Regions from separate parts of the Mus musculus genome. Here region 1 is linked to region 2. Evidence: chromatin loops called from intact Hi-C (ENCODE). Cell type or tissue: left cerebral cortex. All regions are shown on one strand. Each heading gives the region's core, and the rest is flanking DNA. Links, peaks and the distances in the headings are about the cores only. Region 1 overlaps Pomgnt1 (protein O-linked mannose beta 1,2-N-acetylglucosaminyltransferase). Region 2 overlaps Pik3r3 (phosphoinositide-3-kinase regulatory subunit 3).

Region 1 (5,371 bases), core at 146-5,145, 140 kb before region 2:
CAGGGAAACCCTGTCTCAAAAAAAACAAAAAGAAACAAAAAAGTGCATTTGAAACAGTACAGCTGAAAGGGATATATTTAATTTAGAACCTCCTAAAAGCAAGAGAAGCTAATAAAATCCTTATTTACCAATATTTACCATATTTCTTATCTACTAAGGAAGGACAAGTGCTTCCTCGCGCCATTCATGGAACCTGAATCAGCAGTTTCCTTCCTTCTAACCCATCTTTGCAATTGGCTACATCCAACGGACCGGTGTCTCTTTCTCAGTCTTCCCTTCCTCCCCCTCTGATACACACACCCCTACCCCTTGTGTTTTCAGGTCTCTTGTAGCTCAGCCTGAGACTGGTCTTGAAATTCTAATCCTCCTGCCTCCATCTCTCTTTACTTCTAAGTCTCTGTAGCAAATCTGGGGAAAGCCAGTGGGAACAGGACTAGTTTACGGGTCAGTAGCTTGAGCCAAGGGACCAGACCAAATTAAAGGTAGTAAGAGCTTGCCAAAGACAGCAACTCGGAGGGCCCTGGGTCTTGTAGATCTTCAGTAGGTCAGTGAGCAAGTGTGGGCCACACCAAGAAGTCCTGGCCTTCTGTCCTCATTCCTGTTTCAGGAGGCCTACTTCAAGAAGCACAAGTTCAACACAGTTCCAGGTGTCCAGCTCAGGAATGTAGACAGGTAGAGACTGGCAGCAGGCTAAGGGGGTGGGTATCTAAGGCTTGATGGCCAGTGCTTGCTAGTCCTTTCCTGTCTGGGGCCTTGGGAATTTACCTCAGCCCTGCTGTACCTTTTCCCCGTGTGACCCTTTGCCCTGCTCATTCCTTTCCATGGACCTGAGGGACTCTCCTGATATGTTTCTCCCTCCCCTTCAGTCTGAAGAAAGAAGCTTATGAAGTGGAAATTCACAGACTGCTCAGGTATGCCCTAGGGCAATTGGGATGCCTGGCAGGGAGTAAGGAATCTAGCTTCCTTGGTGACACCGTTAATGGGCACTATAGAAAATAAAAACCAGTGTGCTCTGGTACAGACATTAAGAACTGAAAGAAGGTAGCAGCGGAGCATTAACTCAAGTTCAGGGCCCTGTGTGTCCCATCTAGGAAGTAGGCCCTGTTTCGGCCTTAACTTTTTTTTACCCCAATGCAGTGAGGCCGAGGTTTTGGACCACAGCAAGGACCCTTGTGAAGACTCCTTCCTGCCAGACACGGAGGGCCACACCTATGTGGCGTTTATCCGAATGGAGACAGATGATGACTTCGCCACCTGGACTCAGCTTGCCAAGGTGCCTCAGGCTGCACCTCCCTCAGTAGCGCCCGCATCAACATGCGCTGCCCCTGCTATGCTAGCAAGAGTCTTTGTTAGAGAGCTTTCAACCTCAGAACCTTCTCCTACACTCTTACTTCTCTCATCTCACTTCCTGGCCAGGTATAGTGCGGGCCTTTCATGCAGCACTCGGGAGGCAGAGGCAGGCAGATCTCTGATTCAAGGGCCAGCCTTGGTCTACAGAGTGAGTTCCAGAATAGCCTATGATTACACAGAAAAACCCTGTCTCAAAAAAACAAAGAAGAGAACCTCTCTTTTAAGCCCTTGCTCAAATCCGTACTCCAGATAATGCTTCCTCTTGAAGGGTGAGGCTCCGCAAGGCCTTCAGAGAATCATCTCCACGGCTTCTTGACCATCTCTTTCTCCTACTCTATCCCTGCTAGTGCCTCCATATTTGGGACCTGGATGTTCGTGGCAACCACCGGGGCCTGTGGAGATTATTTCGGAAGAAGAACCACTTTTTGGTGGTGGGGGTCCCAGCCTCCCCTTACTCGTGAGTCACCCCGTTCTGCCCTAGGAAATGGCCTTCTGGGTCTGAAGCATGTCCTCTCCTCTGTACCGTTCATCTGTTATGTTTCAGAGTGAAGAAGCCACCATCAGTCACCCCTATTTTCCTGGAGCCACCCCCAAAGGAAGAAGGAGCCCCAGGGGCTGCTGAACAAACGTGAAGCCTCCTCCAGGACTCTGCAGGGCTGGGTACTGTGTACCCCCAGACAGGCTAGCCCGTTGCCCTACCCTGTAGGATTTAGTAGATGCTGGTAGGGGTAGGGCTGGTTTGTTTTTAACATGGAATTTAATTACTAACTCCAAGGGGAAGGATCCCCTGCCCCAACACCCCTATTCCTGAGTTTAAGGTCTATTTATTTACTTCCTTGTCAAAGAAGAGCAGGAGAGTTCCCAGGACCTCTTTGGGATCCCTGGGTAGCTGATCCACTCTTTTCATACCCTGTCCTCCCAGGCCTGGCTCAGAACCTATTTATTGACTGTCCTGGGGGCCTTGGGAATAGGCCCAACCCGGGGCCTTTATTCCTCTCTGGACCAGGATGCTGCCCTGAGGGTGGGACTGGCTCATACTCAGGAAAACTGTTGTGCCCAACTGATGGACAGGCCCATATGGGGTCCATGTGCTGACAGACTCACACAGAGACCTTTAGACACTGGACCAGGTCTCCTCTTAGCCTTCTCTTTGTCCAGATTTCCAAAACTGGATAAAGATGGTCATTGATTAAAAAAGAAGAAAACCTCTGGGGGTGTATTTTGTAATAGTTTTGTGGGGAGTATGGCGTGGTGGTGAGGGAGAAACCATTACTGGATAAATGGTGAGGTGTTTGGGGTTTTTGGTTTTTTGTTTTATCTGCCATAGTTTATCTTCTGTGTGAAGCCATTTGGCCACCAGGGGATGCCCAAGTCTCAAGCTTCAAGTCTTTTGTTTCAGAAGGGTTCCACCCTGGTACCAGCTGACTTATATGCCTTGCCTACTTGGCAGCCATCTCACACCCCTTCCTCGCTATTCTACCACCCTGCTAGTTCCATCCTTTGTGTCTGAGCCCAGCACCTGTCCCCAGAAACGGAGTAGGTAAGAGAAACCAAAAAGGACAGATGGGGGTGGTTGAGGCAATGCTCTGGACGTAACCATAGTGGAGACAGGAAGTGACTGGATCAGAAACAGTGGCAGCCACAGCAGTGTGGGAGATGATTTTGAGAGAAGATACTGGGCAGGCAGATACAGGAGCAAGGCTTTCTGTGGCCTGAATTGGTTGTGTGCAGAATTCCATATAGGGATGTTTTTTCTGCATAAAAGGTCCATGGTTTTCATCAGAGGCTAGTAACTCAAAGGAGCCTAGGAAAGTCTGAGTTAATCACCAAAAACCAGACAATATAGTCGTTTGGGAGTCAGATAGCCCAAGGCAGGGGAATATGACCTTTAAGGCTCTGAAGATTAAGATCAGGACCTGAGTAGATCAGACTGTAAGAAAGGGTATAACTCTTGCCAAGGACGGGAACTTACTGGAATTCCTGCCCTTTACCTTTGCTGTCCTGGTGCCCCTTACTGGTGCCTAGAGCTCAGCAGTAGTATCGTGCAATATGGCTTTGACATTGGTCACCACCCTGACCCCCTTCAGTGTTCAGTAGAGCTAGTGTTTCAGGTGGCAAAGTAGGCACAGGAGAAGCAATTAGACCGTGATGAAGTGGCAGCCCTCCCTGGACAAACAAATCCCCTTCCTCCTCCTGCTTCCACACAGGCACTTGTGGGAGGAATAGAGTTTGTGTGGGAGATGCAGTTTGCTGGCAAAGGGTGAAGGCCAACTAGTTCTCTATCTAGAATCCTAGTAGATTCTTGGTCAGGCTTCACAGAAGCTGTGTGGCTCTGGCCAAGTCTGTTCTTTTTTGGGCCCAACAAGTGGGTGGGTGATAGCTGTGGGCTGCTCTGGAAAAGCCCATAGAGACAGATGGGGGGCGGGACTGTCAAAGGGAAGGGAGGAGGGAAGATAGTCAAATCGGCTTTGCCTGGTGGCAGCCACTGTCCTGCAGCAACAGCATTTCCCTTGATGCTGCCACTTGAAGTTCAGAGGCATTCAATTTTTGTTTTTTGGGGGGGCTTTTTTTCTGAGACGGGGTTTCCCTGAGTGGACTTGGCTATCTTGGACCTCACTATGTAGACCGGGCTAGCCTCAGACTCAGAGATCAGCCTGCTCCTGCCTCCCAGGTGCTGCGGTTAAAGACATGTGCCACCAAAGTATTGCATTTTTTAAAAAAGACATTTAGATTTTTTTTCAGAGACATTCAGTTCAGTTTCTTCAGGTTGGACTGTTACTGTGTCAAGCAAGGTCCACCCAGTTACAGGAGCCCATCTGGCAGCTAAGGACTGGGTAAAGACTAGGAATGTATTATAGTGGTGTGTTTGCCTAGCACACATGAAGTCGGGTGTGATCCACAATACCTCCTAAAACCAGGCATGGTGATGGATACATATCTCTAAACCCAGCACTTAGGAGACCGAGGCAGGAATTCAGTGTCATTCTCAGCTACATAGAAAGTTCAAAGCTGTGCCGGGCGTGGTGGCGCATGCCTTTAATCCCAGCACTTGGGAGGCAGAGGCAGGCGGATTTCTGAGTTCGAGGCCAGCCTGGTCTACAGAGTGAGTTCCAGGACAGCCAGGACTACACAGAGAAACTCTATCTTGAAAAACCAAAAGAAAAAAAAAAGAAAGTTCAAAGCCAGCCTGGGCTGTATGAGACCCCTCCATCTAAGCAAAAACAACAAAGAAGTGAGATCTTGGCCAGGTGTAATGGTGCACAGCTTTAATCCCAGCATTCAGGAGGTAGAGGACCCCTTTTTCAGAAACAAAGGAAAAAGAATGCTTGGGTGAAAGAGCCAGTGCCAACGGTGGCCATAGTGCTATAATTATGCTCTCAGCCCCTGCATTAACTGTGCCACCAAGATCAAGCAGGCCACACTCTTCAGCTGCCCAGTTCCTGATGAAGATGATGGAAACATACCCGATGTGTCCATCTGCCCTTAGGGCACAAGTCTGGAATTGCTGAAGAACTTGTGTCCCCCTTTGCTGCCCCCCAATAAAATATATACACCCCCCAAAGTATACAGATCTTTAGAGCAATGGATAGGCCAAGAATAAATGATTTTGAGATTCCCCAAAGTAGGGCATATAGCTTAGACGTACTTATCTAAGTTCCTGGAGGGCTCCAACTAGTGACTCCACCCACACAGCCCTGACTTGGCACAAGCTTGTTATTTTCATAGCTTTCCAGTCTAGTGCCCTTCACCAGGAGGGAGAACTTTCACCGCAAAGCCCTCCTGGTACATAAACGCAGACCAATGCAGCTCTCCCTTCCTCAGTGTACTCTTGGACACTTTTACTCTCCCTCCCAGGCTGGAACCAGATACCTACGTCCCTTCCCTCCCACCCTGCTGAGTCTCCAGCTTCACAGAAGTCAGTGCAACTTAGGCAATCAGGACCCATCTCTCCAAGCATATACAGGTCAATTAGAAATATTTTCATTGGTTTATAGGTTCCAAAATGCCTTCTATACATTCC
Region 2 (5,364 bases), core at 1-5,000:
ATAAACTTGATTTTCTTTCCACCAAAACATCTTCATAAAGTTGATCTACATAGTTATTATGATCCTAACAAAACCCACAGCCCTGGGCTGGAGAGATGGCTCAGTGGTTAAGAGTGCCGACTGCTCTTCCAAAGGTCCTGAGTTCAAATCCCAGAAACCACATGGTGGCTCACAACCATCTGTAATGAGATCTGATGCCCTCTTCTTGTGTGTCTGAAGACAGCTACAGTGTACTTACATATAATAAATAAATAAATCTTAAAAAAAAAAAACAGCCCACAGCCCTAGCTGAATATTTGCAGAAATTAAAAAAAAGTTTCTAAAATTCCTCTGAAATGCACAGGACCCAAAACAACCCAAAGCACTGCCACCTGACATCAGCACTCATGATTGTAAGCTACAACAATCAACAAAGGAGGAGTTAACAAATGGACATGTATGTGGAGTGACAGGAATTGAGGGCTGAGAGAGTAGGCCTACATGGGTGGTGGTTGTACATACCTGAAGTCAAGCCTTTAAGAGGCACAGTTGTGTTTGATTGACAGGATGCTTCTGCCTGGATCCTATGTATAACAATTGCTCTGGACTTCCTCTGTTTCCTGGACATGCCTTAAGTATTTTCCTGTGTTGTCTCTCAGTGCAGACGGGGAAGTGAAGCACTGTGTCATCTACAGCACGGCTCGAGGATATGGCTTTGCAGAACCCTACAACCTGTACAGCTCACTGAAGGAGCTGGTGCTCCATTACCAGCAGACATCCCTGGTTCAGCACAACGACTCCCTCAACGTCAGGCTCGCCTACCCTGTCCATGCACAGATGCCTACGCTCTGCAGATAAGCAGAGTGGAAGAGACACGCTCTCTAGCCGTTTTTTTCCTATGGTTTTTATTAGACTACGATGAGGGCATTCTTTCAACGTAGACTGCTTGTTTTGCACAAGTGATTCTGTGAATGTGAAATGGAGAGGCCAAGCAGTAGCTTGGATTTAGAAATGAGGGGCCCAGGGTCTCTGGCCTCGGCTGTGCTGCTGCACTGATGGACTAAGCTGGAAGCAGATATTGGTTTCATGGGGTTTGGGTTTGTTGTCAGGCACCTTTAAAAGAACAGCTAAGGCTTGTTGTGGGTTGGGGTGGGGGTTTTATTTGGAAGTTTCTGAAGAGTCCACATCCCTTTGTCCTCAACCCTAAGAATGCAGCAGGTCACAGTTCTGCTGGGAGTTGTTTTGATTTGATAGTCTCTTCCCCTTTCCCCCAAATAAAGAGCCGATTTTGGCTCTGTGGTAAAGTGGGATTTGGTTTGGAGGGAAAAACAACCAAAGGAAAATAGGGAGGTATGGGATTACATTTTCAGAATCTAAACCAAGGAGGCAAAAGACCCCTTCAGTTGATGTTACTTCAATTTTATCAACATAATCTAGGCTTCAGCATCTTCACCAACTCCTCCCTCTAAAGCACTGTGTTCAAAAACCAACAAAGCAGCATCGCCAGACCAAGGTCTAAGGGGAGGACAGTAGTAGCTGAATGTACACTTCTGTACCAAAACTTGAAAGACTAGAAATGTGAGTTTCAACAAACACTAAAATTGGTCAGTGTATTTCCTTTTGCCCTGGCCTTGTTTCTCAGATGAGGAATAGAATTATTTTGTGGAAATAGTAAGCTTTGAGTCATAATGAAGTTGGTGCTTGTGTGGTGTTTCTTTAAAGAAATGTTTGAAACCCTTGTAAGTTGTTTTATGAGTAAAGAAACAGTGCAATCCAGTGCTTTTAGATGGCTTGATATACCAAATAATGATAGAGAACAACATTGTTGTGTGCTTCCTCAAGTTTAAAAGCCTTGCCAAAACTATACAAGGATTAATTTGCCTTCATCTCCCCTTCCTTTTTTGGATAGGGTTTAGGGAGCCATAGGTAGCTAAAGGAGGACTCGAGTTTGTGGTCAGAGACCTCAGTAAATCACAGGCACATGAGGCCTGGTATCCATGGTGAAGGGTCCATCACATGACATGTTATTCAATACTGTGGTTGAAGCGTTTGCCAGAAGAGGGGATGACGTGGAGTTCAGACTATCTGGGGAAATAATCCACAGGCTTTCCTGCTTGCCCTTTTTGTGAGCCTGCTGTTAAGGCAGTGCACACAGCCTGCTCTCATGCTTCCGTGGCTGTGGTTTAAGCCTTCAGCTAAGTGAAGTTAGATAGAGGAGAGGGCAGCCATCTATTTATGGATTCACACTCATTTAAGAGTTCAGCTGCTTCAGAGTCAGTTCTGGAGCCATAACAGGCTCAGTATGACTCAGCTGCTTGAGCCCAGTAATGTGCAGTCAGGCAGTTTAGACAAGCAGCCTGTGCCTGGGTCATCAGGCTTACAATCAGGGAAGATGAAGTTTGGGGGCCAAAATAAAGATGAATATGACTTTCCCTGAGCACTTCCTTTGGTGACAGTGTCTAGAAGAAACCACAGTATAGAGATAGGTCAAAAGTTTTGAATAATTGTCACAGTTGATAGGGCATGCCATTGATGGCTTTTTCTTGTTCATGCTCCAGTGTGAAAGAGAGGAGATTGACCACCCTCAGCCACTCTGTAAGGCCTTTTTCAAAATTGCCAGCTTAAAATCTTGCTCAGTTTACCAAGTAATGCCAGGCTATTTGTTGATTGGAATACCTGTGACTTTGTACTGATGTTGAACTTGCTGAAGCAGTTATATGCTCAAGATTAGGTGTGAGGAATCCCTCTGATCCAGCACTAAAATTTTAGTATGTCCTGAACGCCTTTTTAAAGAAATCTCTTCCAAGTAAGTCAAAATGATAAAATATACAGCTTTAGTGTTGAATAATGTCTTTACCTTGTAGGCAGACATGGAAGATATGCAGGAGAAAGCAGCATCTACACCTGGGCTGGACAATGGAGAAAGACAGGTTTTCAGTCCTATATTCTTTCCCTTTGAGTAACCACTTTGTGGGAGCTGAGACCAGGGATCATTTAATAAATCGGAAGCTATCTTTTTATTTTTCTGCCAAGTTACTACATGATTTATCTGATCCTGAGCTGTGGAAATGGCATGAGGAGCAGTCTCCTAAGAGTGGCCCTGCTGTCTGAGGGAGTCTGGAAGCAGGTGTTGGTCTTCTTCTCAAGGCTAGCTCAAAGTTCTGTCTCATGATCTAGGCCCTGGGACTATCTCTTTTGGCATCTTAACTGTAGACTCATTGACTAAAGCAGAGGCTAGAGACAGATTAGGACCATAGGGGCAGGCAGATCAGCCAGTCCCCAGATCAGCCAGTCCCCAACAGGAAAGCAGCTTTGGGTTGGCTAGATACAGTTTTTAAAATAAAAACAAAACAAAACAAAGCTGTTTCCACCTGGCATAGTTCAGCTTAGGTAGGTTGTTTATGTTCTTGTCACTGCTCCAGCAATAGATGAAGACATCCTACAGCTCCACACTACTAAGACACAAGCTTTCTACATTTACTTCAGACTCAAGCCCGAGTGGCATCTTCCTTGTGTCCCTTCTCTGCAAGGTACCAGCTTCACCCATTCTCCAGAACTTTAAAGAAAAAATGTACTTGAACAATTTCTGATTTCTAGGATGATCTCTACTGCCAGTTAGATCTTCTTGAGGTTTCCATGACATCATACACCAGAGGTCCATTCTTGGTCCTTTGCTGCCAACTGCTCATTCTTGACTTAGCTCTAGCCATTTGTGACAACCACCCTTGTTTCCTTACAAATCCTCGCATGTAACTTTGGTACTTTGTTGTTTCTTGTGAAGAATCTATTCTGTTGTCTTTGATGTAATAAAAAAATTTCATGTAGTTTATGTAAAAATAACTGACTCAGAAGGAAGCCAACTGTGTCTTGTGTTGGAACAATTCATAATGTAATTTCTAGACCACTTTTGCAAATTGTTCTTGTCACCAAATGTGTTCAGACATTGCTGTGCGGTTGTGGGGAAGGGGTGGGGGGAAGGTAAGGTGAGAACATTGTTGGGGCTTTTTCCTTTTTTTAACCTTCTCCAAGACTTGGAATGGTTGGCAGACTTGCTCCAGATGCAATAAAGACATTGCAGTGAAGCATTTTTTGGTTTTCTTGGCATGGAGGGCAGTGGGCTAAAGCAGGTTAGGGAGTAAGGTAAGAAGTTCTGCATGCTTGAAGTCCATACTGGGGCCAAGAGAGGTTCTCCTTCCTATAAGAGGAAATTAAAACTCAAAAAACAAAAACAAACAAACAAACAAACAAAAACCTTTCTACCTCCCAAAGGACACAAATCCAAAATTAAATGAAAGCCATTTCCTCCCTTTAACACCCATTCAAGTAAATGCATTTTATTGGTTCTCATACTCAGAAGTGTTTTTCTACTCTGCGACTAGGAGAAATGGACTTAGTTTTATAGTTTATGCTTTTGTCCCTCTTCAAGGTACAATACCCACATGGCATGGTCAGGGAATACCTGTTTATTTACCTTGTGCTGTGCCTTTAGTCCCAAGACAACCGAACTTATCTTCTTGGACATCTCTGTATCGCATATGCATTGGACTTAAGAGGAAGGCTGACGATCATCCTGTCCATCCCCAGACCCTCACGCCTGCCTACAGCTATAGAGCTCCCTCTGTTAAATCACAATAGGTAGCCCTTCCAACCACACCCACACCCAGAGTCCCATGTATATTGGATTCTATTTCCTCCCTGCAATCTTTTTGTTTTGTTTATTTTTATTTATTTATTTTTGAGACAGGGTTTCTTTGTGTAGCCCTGGCTGTCCTGGAACTCACTTTGTAGACCAGGCTGGCCTCGAACTCAGAAATCCACCTGCCTCTGCCTCCCAAGTGCTGGGATTAAGCCATGCCTGGCTTTTTTTTTTTTTTTTTGGTAATCTTTTTTTCCACTCAGTTTCATCATCCACATTTAAAATGGCTGGGTGTATAGTGCTACTGAGATAGCTGCTTTTCTAGAGGACCCAAGTTCAGTTCCTAGGACCCACATGACAGGTCACAACATAATTCCAATTCCAGAGGATCTAAGCCCTCTCTGGCCTCTGTGGCACTGTATGCATGTTGTGCAGATACACATGCAAGCAAGACACTCACAGGGATACTTTAAAAAATATATATATATATATATGTGTGTATATATATATATATATATATATATATATATATGAATTTGAGTGTCCTCATTCTACTCTTAAACTCTACCTTGATCATTCATTCCTTTCACCTCAATGTCTGTTTCCTCACTTGAAACTTCCCTACAGTTATCACTTGAAACAGTGCCCTCTCAAATGCTAAGTGATCATTGCTTGTTTTTTCATTAAACCCACTCCACTCCACCCAATCATCTAGTTTTCTTCAGACATGTTTACTCTCTCTGGCTTTT

The links. Hi-C counts contacts between places; a loop is a spot of excess contacts. Peaks named below come from ENCODE experiments on the same cell type or tissue, not always from the same donor. Only the 100,000 strongest peaks of a DNase experiment are listed, where the experiment ranks them.
Region 1: a loop joins it to region 2, with 2.2 times the contacts of the local background. A loop is called at or near these places in 1 of 42 quality-filtered maps.

The regions. Positions count from the first base shown.
Region 1 is chr4:116,157,286-116,162,656 of GRCm38, forward strand. It overlaps Pomgnt1 (protein O-linked mannose beta 1,2-N-acetylglucosaminyltransferase), which reads left to right. Exons shown (of 22, transcript NM_026651.2): 18 at 608-672; 19 at 867-911; 20 at 1,138-1,273; 21 at 1,698-1,807; 22 at 1,895-2,559. The coding sequence ends at 1,982. It overlaps Tspan1 (tetraspanin 1), which reads right to left. Exons shown (of 8, transcript NM_133681.4): 8 at 4,596-5,371. Among named protein-coding and RNA genes, the nearest start is that of Tspan1, 7.6 kb to the right of the region's middle. In left cerebral cortex, for the core only: a CTCF peak has its summit at 2,702 (motif pointing right); DNase peaks (open chromatin) are centred at 2,778, 2,929, 3,737 and 5,035; H3K27ac peaks cover 3,248 bases.
Region 2 is chr4:116,298,996-116,304,359 of GRCm38, forward strand. Pik3r3 (phosphoinositide-3-kinase regulatory subunit 3) reads left to right here. Exons shown (of 10, transcript NM_181585.6): 10 at 639-4,061. The coding sequence ends at 837. Among named protein-coding and RNA genes, the nearest start is that of Pik3r3, 80 kb to the left of the region's middle. In left cerebral cortex, for the core only: no CTCF peak of the experiment used is centred there; a DNase peak (open chromatin) is centred at 2,218; H3K27ac peaks cover 1,203 bases.